Linked DNA regions of Homo sapiens: region 1 is linked to region 2. The links are chromatin loops, found by intact Hi-C in ENCODE. Cell type or tissue: endothelial cell of umbilical vein. All regions are shown on one strand. Links, peaks and the distances in the headings refer to the core of each region. The heading gives the core; the rest is flanking DNA. Region 1 overlaps CCDC125 (coiled-coil domain containing 125). Region 2 overlaps CDK7 (cyclin dependent kinase 7).

Region 1 (2,921 bases), core at 301-2,800, 56 kb before region 2:
ATTTTTATATTTTTTAGTAGAGACAGGTTTCACCATGTTGGTTAGGCTGGTCTCGAACTTCTGAACTCAGGTGATCCACCTGCCTCGGCCTCCCAAAGTGCTGGGATTATAGGCATAAGACACCCTGCCTGGCCCACTTGTAGTTAGCTTTTAAAGTGGAGTTTTAAAAAGTAAAATTATTATACTACTTTTCTTCCAACTACAGTGGTCAACCAAGTATAAAAATAAAGGAATCAGAATCTAGTTTATTATTTATTTATTTTTGAGACAGAGTTTTGCTCTTGTTGCCCAGGCTGGAGTGCAAGGCATGATTTCAGCTCACTGCAACCTCTGCCTCCCAGGTTCAAGTGATTCTCCTACCTCAGCCTCCCAAGTAGCTGGGATTACAGGCATGAGCCACCACACCCAGCTAATTTTTGTATTTTCAGTAGAGATGGGATTTCACCATGTTGGTCCGGCTGGTTTCGAACTCCTGACTTCAGATCATCCACCTGCCTTGGCTTGCCAAAGTGCTGGGATTACAGGCATGAGCCACCGCGCCTGGCCAGAATCTAGTTTAAAGAGTTTATTCAAGTACAAAAGTTGAGGATGGATCACCCAAGGAGCCACAGATTCCAAAGAAGTCAGTGTTTTAGGCCGGGTGCGATGGCTCATGCCTGTAATCCCAGCACTTTGGGAGGCTGAGGCGGGCAGATCACGAGGTCAGGAGATCGAGACCATCCTGGCTAGCACGGTGAAACTCTGTCTCTACTTTAAAAATACAAAAAAATTAGCCGGGCGTGGTGGCGCCTGTAGTCCCAGCTACTCGGGAGGCTGAGGCAGGACAATGGCGTGAACCCAGGAGGCAGAGCTTGCAGTGAGCCGAGATCGCGCCACTGCACTCCAGCCTGGGTGACAGAGCGAGACTCCATCTCAAAAAAAAAAAAAAAGAAGTCAGTGTTCTAAAGTGTAGAAGTTTGTGCTGGCTTATATGGACAATGTTTAGGGAAGTATGGACAATGTTTAGGGAAGTTTAACAGAATTTCAACATCTTTTGATGGTATGGTTTAGTGCATAGTTACAGAGATATTAGTTGAGGTGATCGTTTTCTTTTGGGGAAGGTATATTTAACATTCCACACTGAAGATGTAACAGCCATGGGGTTCTTTTCGAAGTCATCTGCTCTGAGTTAGGTATAAGAAGATAAGACAGCTAATCTGTAACGGAGGTCAGTGATGGAAGCAGAAAGGTCTGGTCTCTGGTCTCTCCTCCTCATTTACAGAACAAGAGCAACGAGGAAGAGGGTTACTCTCTAATCTAGAAGCAGCATTTCAAACATGCTACCTGACTGAGTCTCCAGGGCTTAACTTCACCCTTGGCATAAGTTTGGATGGTGCTGAAGTTTTATTCTTTTACACAGGAATCAATCGTATTTTTTTATTTTTTTTAGGAGTGGAGGGATGACTGTTTTTCTCATTATATATTACAATTCCCTCGTCATTTCTGAGTAGATGACTCAGCTTAGAGGAAACTGGCAGTAGTGAATGCCGGGCATCAGGGCCACACTGTTACAGGAAAGGTATGCTGTGGATGTTAGCGTTAACCATATTGTTAGGCTAAACTCCTGCCAAGGACTCAGACCTATAGGAGAGTGGCGCCAGGATTAAAGGTTTTAAGAGTGAGATGAAGGAAGGTAAAATTCCCTTTTGTTTGTGTTCCAAGTCATGACATTCTTTTTGTCGTTTGTAGTTAATTTCTATTTGTATTCTGAGATCCCAGTCTCAGCTTTCTTCTATTTTGTTTTTCCTTTCCAGTTTTTTTGGATCAGATGCCTGAGTAGTAGTGTGCATGGGTATGTGTGTAAATGCCCCTGTGTTTGTGTGCAGCTAAAACAGTGTGACACTTAATAACAGGAGCAATGCTTTTCAATTTAAAGCTTGCGGTCCTCGGAGCCTGCCTTTGTCATGGGCCCGGAGGGAACCCCTGTTCTTGTGCCAGAATGGCAGCATCCACTCGGAAACTGCTTCTTCAGCTCAAACAAGAGGTATTGCGTTATCACAACAGCAAAAGCTTTAGTTTTGTTTCTCTGTTAATAGTAGAATAAATGGAAATGTTTGCAATAATTAACTTCATTTTAGTAGTTATTGCCTATGGAACTTATGCTTAGTTTTTATGTGATAGCATCAACTTATCAACTGGATTTTGTTTACCTGGTTCCAAAATACAAATATTAATAGTACTTGGGGCAGGGTGCGGTGGCTCACGCCTGTAATCCCAGCACTTTGGGAGGCTAAGGCAGGCAGATCACCTGAGGTCAGGAGTTTAAGACCAGCCTGGCCAACATGGTAAAACCACGTCTCTACTAGCCAGGCATGGTGGCGGTCACCTGTAATCTTAGCTACTTGGGAGGCTGAGGCAGGAGAATCGCTTGAATCCGGGAGGCGGAGGTTGCAGTGAGCCGAGATTACACCACTGCACTCCAGCCTAGGCAACAAGAGTGAAACTCCATCTCCAAGAAAAAAAAAAAAAGTACTTGGCATGATATTTGAAGCTACCTAAAGTCATTTGCCTAAGTTCATAATTAATATTCCTAAAATTTATATGTTCTCATCTATACATGTCCCTAAAATTACTATATAATAGAAGGAAAATGTACATTTATGCTTAAAATCACTAGGATCAGCAACACTGATTAATGGAGAGATAAGCATGGAATGTATTTGAACAGCAGCAAGGCACAGTGAAAGGAACCTTTGTCCCAGCCAGACCTAGGTTTGCATCTTTGCTCCACCATTTACTAGCTGTGTGGCTTTGGACGGGGTAGGTCTTAGTTTTCCTACTATATTAAGTGGAGGGTAATAACTACCTTGGATGATTGTTGTGAGGAAATAGACATAAAATGTTTAGCACAGCACCATGAACATGCCAGACATTAATTCAAA
Region 2 (2,921 bases), core at 293-2,792:
CACATTTCCCAACTGTCTCATAGAGTAGCCAAAATGATTTTGAAGAAGAAAAACAAGGTGTATGGAAGTTGACAGATTTTAAGACTTCTTAAAGTCACTGTAATATTTCAACAGCAATGGGAAAAAAAACAAACAAACCCACCACTGGAACAGAATAGTGTGCCCAGAAATTGGACCCAAGTTCCAATACTGGAACTTGGTATTGCAAGGGTATGGGGAATTTGGCATTACAACTCATTGGGAAAAGGACAGACTATTAATAGTACTGGGACAACTGAAGAAAAAATACTCAATCTTAGCCAGGCACAGTGTCTCATGCCTGTAATCCAAGCACTTTGGGAGACTGAGGCAGGAGGATGGCTTGAGGCCAGGAGTTCAAGACCAGCCTGGCCAATATAGAAAGACCCTGTCTCTATTGAAAAAAAAAAAAAATACTGGATCCTCATATCATACAACAAAGGAAAAACTTGTTGATGGAATAAAGATCTAAGTATTAAAATCAATATTTTAAAAATTTTACAAGTACAGAATTCTTTGTAATCCAGAAACAGGAAAGCACATAAAAAGGAAGCCTTTAAAGATTTCAAAAAAATTAACAAATTCAATCATATTAAAATTTAACTTTCAGTACCTCAAAGATACCATAAATAAACTAAAAGCCTTGCCAAAGACTGGGAAATGATATATGCAATGTGTATTTCTGACAAAGGATCAATATCCAGAATATAAAAGAATTCTGGCTGGTTGCTGTGGTTCACACCTGTAATCCCAGCTCTTTGGGAGGCCGATGCTGGAGGATTGCTTAAGGCCAGGAGTTTGATACCAGACTGGACAACAAAGTGAAACCTTGTCTCTATTAAAAAAAACAAAAAGTATGAATAAGTCCAATAAATCAATAGGACAAAAAAAGTACGTAATCCAACAGAAAACAGGAGAAAATCTAAGAAGCCAGTAAGTGTAAGAAAAGATGATGAACTTTACCAGTAATCAGAGAAATGTTAATTGAAACAATAAGTACATACCATTTTCAATCTACGTAATTGACAAACGTTTTAAAGTCTGACAATGCAAATGATGTTGAGAATGTGGTGGGACAGTAAACTGGTCCAATCATTCTGGAGAGCAATTTGACCATATCTGGTAAAGCTGATGGTTGTGATACTCTGAAGCATCAATTCATAATTTGTTTCAATTATAGATACATTCTCTAGAGAAACTCAAACCTGCATACAAGATGACTCACAGATGACTATCCAGAGAAGGAATGTATTAAAGGAAAACATTAAAAAGCAGCCTAAATGTTTATCAACGAGAGTTTGGATAGAAAATTTCAGTGTAGTCATATAATGGAATCTAATAATCAACGAGCATGAATCAACTGGATCTACATGTATCATACGATATAGAGGATTTCGGAAATAATGTTGACTCAGAATAACAAGTTGCAGGCTGGGTGTGGTGGCTCAAGCCTGTAATCTCAGCACTTTGGGAGGCCGAGGTGGGCAGATCAGTTGAGGTCAGCAGTTGAGAGGCTGCGGCAGGAGAACTGCTTGAGCCTGGGGAGGTGGAGGTTGCAGTGAGCCGAGATCACGCCACTGCACTCCAGCCTGTGCGACAGAGTGGGACCTTGTCTCAAAAAAAAAAATAAAATAAAAAAAAAAGAATAACAAGTTGCAGAAGAATATGCCAAATATACATATATAGCTTAAAGTATGCAATACTGGCTGAGTACAGGGGCTCACACCTGTAATCTCAGCACTTTGGGAGGCTAAGGTGGAAGGTTCACTTGAGCCCAGGAGTTGAAGACCAGTCTAGTCAACAGAGTGAGACCCTGTCTCTACAAGAAGAACAACAAATTTAGTGGGGCACGGTGGCATGCACCTGTACTCCTAGCTGGTTGGGAGGCTGAAGCAGATGGAATGCTTGAGACCAGGAGGTCAAGGCTTCAGTGAGCTATGATTGTACCACTACACTCCAGCCAGGGAAACACACAGCAAGTTGCTGTCTCAAAAAAAAAAAAAAAGGAAAAAAAAAGTATGCAATACTATATATTGTTTTGAGATACACAGATTTAAGACACACACTGAAAAATGAGATATAACCCAAAAGGCCATCAATAGGTGATTGGTTAAATAAATTGGGAAACAAATTCCACATAATCTTTTTAAAAGGATGAGATACATCAGTATTTCTAAAGTCCAAGACTCAACAGGTGAATGAGTACAGAGTAACTTATTTATTGATTCCTTCCCTTTTTATAAAATTAAACACATCCTAGCAAATGAACGGGAGTAGAAATTATGAGTGTTGGAATAAGGTCTACAACACCAAATCCTCAATGTTCATAGTAGAAAGTATAGACAACGTCTAAAACTGGGGGAGAAAAAACACCTCAAGAAATAGGCCAGGCATAGTGACTCACACGTGTAATCCCAGCAATTAGGGAGGCCTAGGCAAGGACAATCACTTGAGGCCAGGAGACTAGCAGGGGCACCATGCCTGGCTAATTTTTGTATTTTAGTAGAGACAGGGGTTTCGCCATGTTGACCAGGCTGGTCTTGAACTCCTGACCTCAGGTGATCCGCCTGCCTCGAGCTCCCAAAGTGCTGGTATTACAAACATGAGCCACCGCGCCCAGCTGAAAGGCCAATACATTTTTAACAGTGTCTACAAATGTACTAGCCATGGCCCTAGGTACAGTGTGAATGGAATTAAACAGACAATAAACTCATAGATAGGAGGATTTCAAATTTCGACAAATGCCACATCGATGACAGAAATATAGCAAAGCATAGGGAAGGAGGGAGGCATACATGTAGCTGGAATGAACAAAGGCCTCTATGGAGGAGACATTTGAGTGAAGCCTGGATGATAAGGAATCAGCCATGCCATGTTCTAGACGGAAAATATACCAACCAAGA

The links. A loop is a pair of places that touch in the nucleus more often than their neighbours do. Peaks named below come from ENCODE experiments on the same cell type or tissue, not always from the same donor. Only the 100,000 strongest peaks of a DNase experiment are listed, where the experiment ranks them.
Region 1: it touches region 2 in a loop (3-fold over the local background); 4 of 110 quality-filtered maps call a loop at or near these places.

The regions. Positions count from the first base shown.
Region 1 is chr5:69,293,895-69,296,815 of GRCh38, reverse strand. CCDC125 (coiled-coil domain containing 125) reads left to right here. Exons shown (of 12, transcript NM_176816.5): 9 at 1,916-2,023. Among named protein-coding and RNA genes, the nearest start is that of CCDC125, 37 kb to the left of the region's middle. In endothelial cell of umbilical vein, for the core only: no CTCF peak of the experiment used is centred there; a DNase peak (open chromatin) is centred at 1,525; H3K27ac peaks cover 1,080 bases.
Region 2 is chr5:69,237,388-69,240,308 of GRCh38, reverse strand. The region is part of intron 2 of CDK7 (cyclin dependent kinase 7); the gene reads right to left. Among named protein-coding and RNA genes, the nearest start is that of CDK7, 4.0 kb to the right of the region's middle. In endothelial cell of umbilical vein, for the core only: no CTCF peak of the experiment used is centred there; a DNase peak (open chromatin) is centred at 1,258; H3K27ac peaks cover 1,574 bases.